Linked DNA regions of Homo sapiens: region 2 is linked to region 1. A link is an interaction called in ENCODE POLR2A ChIA-PET data of the cell type or tissue named here. Cell type or tissue: GM12878. All regions are shown on one strand. Links, peaks and the distances in the headings refer to the core of each region. The heading gives the core; the rest is flanking DNA.

Region 1 (5,585 bases), core at 621-4,620:
GAGTCAGGGACACCATACAGAAGGCAGGGGAGCTGGAGAGAAGGGACCAGTGCGAGGTATGTTTCCAAAGGAGAATTGGCAGCCTTTGAGAATGTAAGCACTTCTTAAAAACTGAAATGTCTTGGGTTCCCTCCTGCTCCCCTCTTCCCCTTTTCTTTCCCTTACTGTAATCTTTCCTGTTTCATTTTTTGACAGTCTGACTCCTTCATTCAATGTCTCTCAAGCCAACTTGGCCTGTGTGTGTTTTCTGAAATCTTTTCTTTGTATACTTTATGAGGGGCCCTGCTGTTCCATCTCTTCCTTTTTGTATGTTTACAGTGAAGCTCCTGATGTGGCTATGTTACTGGCCAGGTCTAGGTCCATTCTGCCCATGTGTGGTAAATCAATCACTGTGACACAGGTTTTGCAAAAGAGAAAAAACTTACTTGCAAGGCCACTGAGCGAGGAGGTAGGAGAACAGGTCTCAAACCGGCCTCCCCAAAGATAAGCCTTAGGGATATTTGTGGGTTAGGGAATTGGGGTGGTTTAAGGTGTGGGGAAAGGTGATTGGCAGTGGGGAAAATGCAGTAACATTCATTGCACACAAGTGTAGTCAGGGTTCATGGCATGTCATAGGACACGTGTACAGAAAATAGAGGCGTTAACATGATCCAAGGGTGGAGTTTTTGGCCCTCAGGCATCAAAAGTCCCTCTCGGGCTCCTTCACAGGCCCAGTTGAAGGGTTGGTGGTCTCTATCAGTTTGAACTGTACAGGAGCTAGCCCAGGTTTCCTGAAGAATAACTGAAGTGACCATTGCCATGGTGACCTATGAATGTTATCTACAAAGTAGCCAATGAAGGTTAAGTTTTAGTGTTCGGGCCGGGCGTGGTGGCTCCTGCCTGTAATCCTAGCACTTTGGGAGGCCAAGACAGGCGGATTACTTGAGGTCAGGAGTTTGAAACCAACCTGGCCAACATGGTGAAACTTTGTCTCTACTGAAAATACAAAGAAATTAGCCAGGCATGGTGGCAGGTGCCTGTAATTCCAGCTACTAGGGAGGCTGAAGCAGGAGAATTGTTTGAACCCGGGAGGCCGAGGTTGCAGTGAGCCGAGATCATGTGACTGTACTCCAGCCTGAGCAACAGAGAATCTGTCTCAAAAAAGTTGTAGCGTTCAGTGGTGTGGCCTTCAGCTTCAAAGAAAAAGAAACAAAAAAAAAAAGAAACAAGCAGCGACCAAAAGCAAGCAGGGCAGCTGAGCTGATCATGTTACTCCCTTGTTTTCAGCTGTAGCCTGTCCCAGCTGCAAGTGCTAGGCATTGTTCACCTCTATTTTACCTTCTTCTGAATCTTGGGCATGTCATCCTTCACTGCCTTGGTAGCTCTTCAGTGCCTTAAATAAATTTTTTTGCTCTGCTTTTTTTGTTGTTCATTGGGAGAATTGATCTAAATTGCTATTGTCAGAATTCTCTCTTTTTTGTTTAATTTATTGCATATTCTATTCTCCACTGTTAGCTTAGAAGTTATATTCTGTTTTACTCTTCCTTTACTGACTGTCCAGATAAGTTACAAATGTGAATGTGTATTTTCATTCAAATACAAATGTATATTTGTAACTTACCAGAATCTAATGTTAATTGGTTCTTTACCCTCTTCCTAGATAAGACAGAGTCCTTAGAATACTTTAGCTCTGCCCATCTCCCTCTCTTTGTGTATATTTTTAAATCTATAAAGCATTATTACTCTCATTTTATTTTATTTTATTTTTTGAGACAGAGTCTCGCTCTGTCGCTCAGGCTGCAGTGCAGTGGCACAAGGTTTTACCATGTTGGCCAGGCTGGTCTTGAACTCCTGATCTCAGGTGATCTACCCACCTCGGCCTCCCAAAGTGCTGGGATTACAGGCCTGAGCCACTGTGCCCAGCCTATTATTCTCATTTTATATAGCCAATATTTATTTAGATTTATTCACATATTTACCCTACTTACCCTTCCTTTTTCATTTGTTTTTCTTTTTTTGCCCTAACATTACAACAAATATTTACCCTTTCTGTTGCCTTTTTTCTTTCTTCTCACATCTCCAGGTTTCTATCTGTGATAATTTTCCTTCTCCTATCAGAACGTCCCAGGGTATTCTCTTTCGGGTAGGTCTGCTAGTGAGAAATTCTCTCATATTTTGTCTAATTCCATCTTCACCTTGGAAGGATATTTTCACTGGGTATGAAAGTCTGGGCTGCTGGTTTTTTCCCAGCACCTCAAAGATATTCCATCACTGTCCTATGGCTTCCATTTCTAAGCTGTTAGTCTAATTTTTGCTCTTTTGAAGATTCATTGCTTGTCTTAGTTTTCAGAAGCTTGGAATTTATTTTCTTATAATCTTTTATCTCATTTTGAGATTGTAAACAAGGTTTTTTTTTTTCTTTTTTGTGGACAAATCTTCTGGCATACTTGTGTTTATATATGTGTTATTCTGCTCCTTATCTTCTTTCCTCATATAACTTCAAATGCTTTTTTTTTTTTTTCCTGAGACCGCATCTCACCCTGTTGCCCAGGCTGGAGTGCAGTGCCATGATCTCAGCTCAGTGCAACCTCCGCCTCCTGAGTTCAAGCAATTCTTCTACCTCAGCCTTCCACATAGCTGGGACTACAGGCACCACACCCAGCTAACTTTTTTATTTTTAGTAGAGACAGGGTTTCACCTTGTTGGCCAGGCTAGTCTTGAACTCCTGACCTCAGGTGATCTGCCCAACTCAGCCTCCCAAAGTGCCGGGATTACAGGCATGAGCCACGGTGCCCGGCCTCAAATGCTTTTTTATTGCTTTTTTTTTTTTTTTTTTGAGACATAGTGTTGCTTGCTCCGTTGCCCAGGCTGGAGTGCAATGACGCGATCTCGGCTCACTGTAACCTCTGCCTTCCGGGTTCAAGCGATTCTCCTGCCTAAGCCTCCCAAATAGCTGGGATTACAGATGCGTGCTACCACACCCAGCTAGTTTTTGTATTTTTAGTAGAGACAGCATTTCACCATGTTGATCAGGCTGGTCTCGAACTCCTGACCTTGTGATCCGCCCGCCCTCAACCTCCCAAAGTGTTTGGATTACAGGCATGAGCCACCGCGCCTGACCTTTTTTTTGTTTTTTCTTTTTTTTCTTTTTGCTGAGACAGAGTCTCGCTCTGTTGCCCAGGCTGGAGTGCAGTGGCGCGATCTTGGCTCACTGCAACCTCTGCCTCCTAGATTCAAGCAATTCTACTGCCTCTCCTGCCTCTGCCTCAGCCTCCCAAGTGGCTGGGATTACAGACGTGCACCACCATGCCCGGCTAATTTTATTGCTTATTTTTATGTGAAATTAGTTTTCCTGAATTTTAGTTTTTAAATTTATATGTCTTTATATATTTTTTAGAGACGAGGTCTCGCTGTATTGCCCTGCAGTGGTGTGATCATAGCTCACTGCAGCCTTGAACTCATGGGCTCAATTAATCCTTCTGCCTCTGCCTCCCAAGTAGCTGAGACTGTAGGCACAAGCCACCACACCTGCCTTATTATACTGAACTTTTAGAGTGAGTCAAGGTTCGGTTAAGTTTTACTAATTTCATAGAACTCCTTCTTCTGTTGTTTTTGTTTAGGGTTCAAAAATATAGTGGCTTTTTTAATGGGGTATCCTGGTTTTGTTCCCTTACCACACTTGGTCTGGATTTTCTTTTTCCTTGTCTCTTTTGACCCTCTCCTGCTCAAATTTTTTTCTACCCGTGGCTGTTTCTCCTCCATATGAAGCCCTGTCCTAGAAGGGTACCCTGGCAGATGAGTTTTGAGATTCCCTAGGGGCTGGACTGCTCTAGCTGTTTCAGTTCTTATGTGAGCCCTCGTGCTGGAGAGGATAAAACTCATAGTTTCAGCTGCTGGTCTTAAATTGGGCCTCTGTACCTTCCAACAACAGCTCATTGGCTATTTTAGGGTTCTCCTGTTGTTAGGTTCCTCAGATGCTACTCGGGGATCCAAAGATTGAAAACTGTGTTGCTACCTCCACTATTTTCCTAAAATCCGTTTTATTTATTTATTTATTTTTTGAGACGAAGTTTTGCTCTTGTTGCCCAGGCTGGAGTGCGGTGGCACGATCTTGGCTCACTGCAACCGCCACCTTCTGGGCTCAAGCAATTCTCCTGCCTCCGCCTCCTGAGTAGCTGGGATTAAAGGTGCACGCCACCATGCTCTGCTAATTTTTTGTGTTTTTAGTAGAGACGGGGTTTCACCCTGTTGGCCAGAGTGGTCTCAAACTCCTGACCTCAAGTGATCCACCTGCCTTGGCCTCCCAAAATGCTGGGATTACAGGCATATGCCACCATGCCCGGCCCTAAAATCTATTTTTTACTCAATTTTATTTATCTATATTTGACCCATATTTGACTGGGAACCTCTTTTCAAATAATGCCTTCCAAGTCCTTGGGAAATGCTGATTGTATGTTAGAAGTACATTGACTCTAAGAGAAAGCCTAACAATGGCTGAAACAAATTGAGATTTGTTTTTTCTGTTTTTTGTTTTTTTTTTTAAAATTAACTTTTTTTTTACCTTTAGAGACAGGGTCTCACTATGTTTTCCAGGCTGGTCTTGAACTCCTGCACTCAAGCGATCCTCCCTGCTCTGCCTCCCAAAGTGTTAGGATTACAGGCATGAGGGGATTTACTTCTTTTTTTTTAACAAGCCACCTGGAGATTGGCAGTTACTGGTATTGCTTCAGCTGTTCAGTGATGTCGTTTTAGACTCAGGCTTCTAGTACCTTTCTAGTTCAACATCCTTAGCACATTGGCCCTTTGTCCTCATAGGTAACACTTCGTAGTTGCAAGATGACTATTCTAGCTTTACACAGGAAGGTGGGGGTAAGGGTGGCGTCAGTTTGATCTCTTTATCAGGAAAGAAAACTTCCCTGGAAGTTCCCCACTGCATTCTGCTTCTGCCTCATTGGCCAGAGCTTTGTCACCGGCCACCTTTAGCTACAGAGGAGGTTTGGAAAGAAATCTTTCTGGCCTCTGTAGTGGATACTTACGAGAAAAAGGGCTTGGCAGTGGGTGTTGGGTTAGCCAGTGACTGCTAGCTAACCTGCTACATTGCTTTAAAACATTCGCATTATGCTGTTTTTCATGTCTTCGCTCTTCAGTGGTAGGCGGGTGTAGAGGAAAGAATACTGGACTAGAATTAAGGAGACCTGAGCTTCGGTTCTAACCCAGGCCCTAGCTAATTGTTTGATCTGAGGATAGTTACGCCTGTAGGCCTCAGTTTTGCAAATTACAAAATGATAGAGTGAGAATATTTGTTTTCTAAGCAGCTACCAGAATTAGAATTCTGATACTGTGTTTCCATTGACTTAGAAATTTGTGAAGGGATAGTTATTTTCTAATATCTATATATCAATATCAAATATCAATCTGTTAAAATCAAGTAGGTTCTTTGTTACTTGGGGGAACATTGGGCATCCTGATCTTTGTTTTTAGGCTTTTTCCATACTGAGTTATTTATTTCTCAATTTTAGGAGTGTTAGGCGGGAATAATATCATACCACAAACTACAGAATAATGCCTTTATGTGCTTAGATAATGTTTTAGCTTTGTTTTTTGTT
Region 2 (5,043 bases), core at 138-4,137, 230 kb after region 1:
ACCACCATGCCTGGCTAATTTTTATATTTATATTTTTATTTTTTTGAGATGGAGTCTCACTCTGTCACCCAGGCTGGAACGCAATGACATGGTCTCAGCTCACTGCAACCTCCGCCTCCTGGATTCAAGGGATTCTCCTGCCTCAGCCTCCTCAGTAGCTGGGATTACAGGTGCACGCCACCACACCTGGCTAATTTTTGTATTTTTAGTGGAGACAGGGTTTCACTATGTTGTCCAGGCTAGTCTCGAACTGCTGACCTCGTGATCCGCCCTCCTCGGCCTCCCAAAGTGCTGGGATTACAGACATGAGCCACCATGCCCGGCCTAATTTTTATATATTTAGTAGAGATGGGGTTTCACCATGTTGGCCAGGCTGGTCTCAAATTCCTCACCCCAGGTGATCTGCCTGCCTCAACCTCCCAAAGTCCTGGGATTACAGGCGTGAGCCACTGCACCATTGCCCCTGCCTTTTTTTTTTTTCTTTTTCCCTTTCAGACAGGGCCTCTCTCTGTTGTCCAGACTGGAGTGCAGTGGTGCAGTCACGGCTCACTGCAGCCTCAACCTCCCTGGGTGCAAATGATTCTCCATCTCCCACCTCCGCCTCCCGAGTAGCTAAGACCCCAGACGCCCAGCCCACAGGATCATGCCTGGCTAATTTTTTTTTTTTTAATTTTTGCTCAGGCTGGTCTTGAACTCCTGGGCCCAAGCAGTCCTCATGCCTTGGCCTCCTAAAGTGCTAGGATTACAGGCATGAGTCACCATGCCTGGCTATCCACTCATATTTAACAATTCAATATTTCAATTTGAGGAGAAAACATTCTATAAAACCTGGCTACTCTGGTTACGCTGCCTATGGGTTATCCCTGCTCTGCAAGGAGCAGTAAAAAAAAAATTTAAAGTTTTCATTTTTATTGTTATGTTGTGTGGTGTTATGTTTTTTATGTTATGTTATGTTATGTTTGTTATGTTATGTTATGTTATTTTGAGATGGAGTATCCCTCTGTCGCCCAGGCTGGAGTGCAGTGGTGTGATTTTGGCTCACTGCAACTTCCACCTCCTAGGTTCAAGCAATTCTCCTGCCTCTGCCTCCTGAGTAGCTGGGACTACAGGTGCGCACCACGACACCTGGCTAAATTTTTTTTGTATTTTTAGTAGAGGCGGGGTTTCACCATGTTGGTCAGGCTGGTCTTGAACTCCTGACCTCATGATCTGCTGAGCCACCACATGCAGCCAATTTAAAGATTTTAAAAGAATTCTATAAAACCTTAATCCTAAGAATGGCCTTCATACCTTCCCCTTATCTCCTGCCCCATGTTACGTTTCTTACCAGACTTAAGGGCTCATTGAAAAATTTGTTTCTTCTTTACCACTGATAACTTCATTCCAAAGAGAAGATCTCCTTTCTCTTCTGGAGTTTTACAGGTCTTTGAACTTTCTTATCTTCCTTCTTATTTAATTTATTTATTTATTGAGACAGAGTCTCATTCTGTCACCCAGGTTGGAGTGCAGTGGTACGATCTCAGCTCGCTACAACCTCTGTCTCTGGGGTTCAAGCGATTTGTATGCCTCAGCCTCCCAAGTAGCTTGGATTACAGGCGCCCACCATCATGCCTGGCTAATTTTTGTGTTTTTAGTAGAGACAGGGTTTCACCATGTTGGCCAGGCTGGTCTCGAACTGCTGACCTCAGGTGATCTTCCTGCCTAGACCTCCCAAAGTGCTGAGATTACAGGTGTTAGCCACCATACCCAGCCTCTTCCTTCTTAAATTCTTTATTTTCCCTCCCTTCTCCCTTTTTCTCTCCATTTTTGTTGATTGCTTAGGCTCTGGTCTTATTTCACCTAAAAAGCAGAGAATTGTTTAAATTCTAAGCTCCTGAAAGGAAGAGACTGTGTGTTGCCCGTGTCAGATGATCAATTGTGTTGCTTACTGAGTTGAGTGTTTATAGATTAGAATATATGGATCTGCTTTTTCAAAATATGTTATCTGAGCCAGATATTGTTTCTGTTTTAGAAACTATCAGTGTGGACCAGACTGTGACTCAAGTGTTCCGGCTGAGACCTTATCAGGATGTCTATGTTAATGTCGTAGACCCTAAGGTATGTCTTTGTTTTGTACTTGAATATCTTTTTGGAATAAGCACCCTTCCTCAAGGTTAGATTACTAAGGAAACAATGGGTTACTTAAGTGTAGTGTTAGCCTATTAAATGTGTGGCCTGCTAGGTGTGGTAATTTCAGTACATCAGGAGGCTGAGACAGGAGGATCACTTGAGGCCAGGAGTTCAAGACCAGCCTGAGCAGCATAGTTAGACCTTGTCTTTATTAAAACTTTCCTTTTTCTTTTTTTTGAAATGGAGTATCACTGTTGCCCAGGCTGGAGTGCAGTGGCGTGATCTCGGCTCACTGCAACTGGTGCCTCCCAGGTTCAAGCCATTCTCCTGCCTCAGCCTCCTGAGTAGCTAGGATTACAGGCCTGCACCACCGCACCCAGCTAATTTTTGTATTTTTGTAGAGACAGGGTTTCACCATATTGGCCAGGCTGTTCTTGAACTCCTGACCTCAGGTGATCCACCTGCCTTGGCCTCCCAGAGTGCTGGGATTCCAGGTAGGAGCTACCGCGTCCTGCCTACTAAAACTTTTCTAAAAGATTAGCTGGGTGTGTTGTATATGCCTGTAGTTCCAACTACGTGAAAGGCTGCAACAGGAGGATTGCTTGTGCGCTATTGCACTTCAGCCTGGGCAACAGAACAAGACCTTGTCTTGTAAAACTAAACATGTAGACCATGGGTGGTGGCCCATGCCTGTAATCCCAGCACTTTGGGAGGCCAAGGCAGGCGGATGACTTGAGGTCAGGAGTTTGAGACCAGCCTGGGAAACATGGTGAAACCCTGTCTCTACTAAAAATACAGAACTTAGCTGGGTGTGGTGGCGCACCCCTGAAGTCCCATCTACTCGGGAGGCTGAGGCATGAGAGTCACTTGAGCCCAGGAGGCGGAGGCTGCAGTGAGTGAGCTGAGATCGTGCCACTGCACTCCAACCTGGGCAACAGCAATATCCTGTCTCAAAAAATAATAATAACTAAATAAATATGTAGCCTACATGTCATTTAGAATGTAGGCAGTATGTAGGTTGCATTTAAAACCCACCACCACTTTTCTTGAAGCTTGTCCTAACCATTTTCTGTATGTGAAACTATATGTAAAACTTTCTATTAAAATACTAACATTTTAAAATGTATTCTCATTTTTCTTCAAGAAGTGATGTTATAATAGATAAAAATTATTGTCCAGAAAGTACTATTGACATTAATAGGGAAATAAAGTACATAGGTAAGTGTCATGTTTGTGTGCCAGAATCCAGACTAAAATACAGAATGAGTCCCCCACTACCCATCACACTCAATGTGCTACAGCAGCTATAGGATCAGTTGTAGATTTACCAACTATACTGAAAAGTGTGCTTTTGCAGGATATAATTCTGTTCATCAGAGTTCTGCTACTGAATGGTCTTCCAGTAGTTTTCTTTTTTGCAATAAGTTTTTTTCCATGGTAAGTGGGCATTACCTTCTGACTATAAAGTGTGGCAAAGTAATGTCAGAGATATCATTTGATTATTCCTTTTAGGATGTGACCCTTGACCTAGTGGAATTAACTTTTAAGGATCAGTATATTGGCCGTGGGGATATGTGGCGACTAAAGAAAAGTTTGGTAAGATGTGATTTTTTTTGAAAGTCTGTTACTTTTTCCATTATGTGAATAATCCCTGTTTATTATGGGAGAAGAATATAAAATCGTTTCTGATTTTATATCAGCATCTACAGACAATTATTGTCAACGTCTTCTGTGTTCTTCCATTCTCTTTTCACTGTTCTTTTGATCTTTTGTTTACTGTTACAGATTTTTACTCAGCATTTTTGGTTTAGATAGGAAGTTATACTGTATTTTACATTGGAATAGAACCGTACTTTTCAGGTTTTCACTTTATCCCATTTGCTCCTCACATCTCCTCATGGACAGGTATTTATTATCCCTAATTTATAGAGGTAGAAACTGAGATTGAGAAGTTAGGTAATTGCCCAAGGCTAGATAGTAAGTTGACTCTTGGCCAAAACCCAGATCCTGTGGCTTCCAGATCACACTGCTTTTTGCTATACCCTCTTCCCGTTTTCCACATGTATTCATTGTTTTTTTTTTTTTCTGAGATGGAGTTTCGCTCTTTCCCCAAGCTGGAGTGAAATGGTGGGATCTTGGCTTACTGTAACCTCTGTCGTCTGGGTTCAAGCGATTCTCCTGCCTCAGCCTCCCAAGTAGCTGGAATTACAGGCACCCACCACCATGCCCGGCTAATTTTTTTTTGAGACGGAGTTTCTTGTTGCCCAGGCTGGAGTGCAATGGCGTGATCTCGGCTCACCACAACCTCGGCCTTCCTGGTTCAAGCGATTCTCCTGCCTCAGCCTCCGCAGTAGCTGGGATTACGGGCATGCACCACCGCACCTGGCTAATTTTGTGTTTTTAGTAGAGATGGGGTTTCTCCATGTTGGTCAGGTTGGTCTCGAACTCCAGACCTCAGGCAATCTGCCCGCCTCGGCCTCCCAAAGTGCTGGGATTACAGGCGTGAGCCACCGCTCCCAGCTTTTTTTTTGTATTTTTAGTAGAGGTGGGGGTTTCACCATGTTGGCCAGGCTGGTCTTGAACTCCTGACCTCAGGTGATCTGCCCACCTTGGCCTCCCAAAGTGCTAGGATTATAGGTGTGAGGCATCGTGCCCGGCCCATTTTTTAATTATTCATTTGTTTATTTTTTTTGAGACAGAGTCTCGCTCTGTCACCCAGGCTGGAGTGCAGTGGTGCGATTTCTGCTCACTGCAAGCTCTGCCTCCCGGGTTCACCCATTCTTCTGCCTCAGCCTCCCGAGTAGCTGGGATTACAGGCGCCCGCCACCACACCCGGCTAATTTTTTGTATTTTTAGTAGAGACAGGGTTTCACCACGTTAGCCAGGATGGTCTCGATCTCCTGACCTCGTGATCGTCCCATCTCGGCCTCCCAA

Evidence for each region. ChIA-PET counts read pairs that join two places held together with the same protein. Peaks named below come from ENCODE experiments on the same cell type or tissue, not always from the same donor. Only the 100,000 strongest peaks of a DNase experiment are listed, where the experiment ranks them.
Region 2: POLR2A ChIA-PET joins it to region 1 with 7 read pairs; 3 of 35 experiments call an interaction of 5 or more read pairs at or near these places.

Annotation. Positions count from the first base shown.
Region 1 is chr22:31,532,389-31,537,973 of GRCh38, forward strand. The region is part of intron 4 of SFI1 (SFI1 centrin binding protein); the gene reads left to right. Among named protein-coding and RNA genes, the nearest start is that of SFI1, 39 kb to the left of the region's middle. In GM12878, for the core only: no CTCF peak of the experiment used is centred there; no DNase peak of the experiment used is centred there; H3K27ac peaks cover 1,192 bases.
Region 2 is chr22:31,762,964-31,768,006 of GRCh38, forward strand. It overlaps DEPDC5 (DEP domain containing 5, GATOR1 subcomplex subunit), which reads left to right. Exons shown (of 43, transcript NM_001242896.3): 5 at 2,012-2,097; 6 at 3,622-3,705. Among named protein-coding and RNA genes, the nearest start is that of DEPDC5, 11 kb to the left of the region's middle. In GM12878, for the core only: no CTCF peak of the experiment used is centred there; no DNase peak of the experiment used is centred there.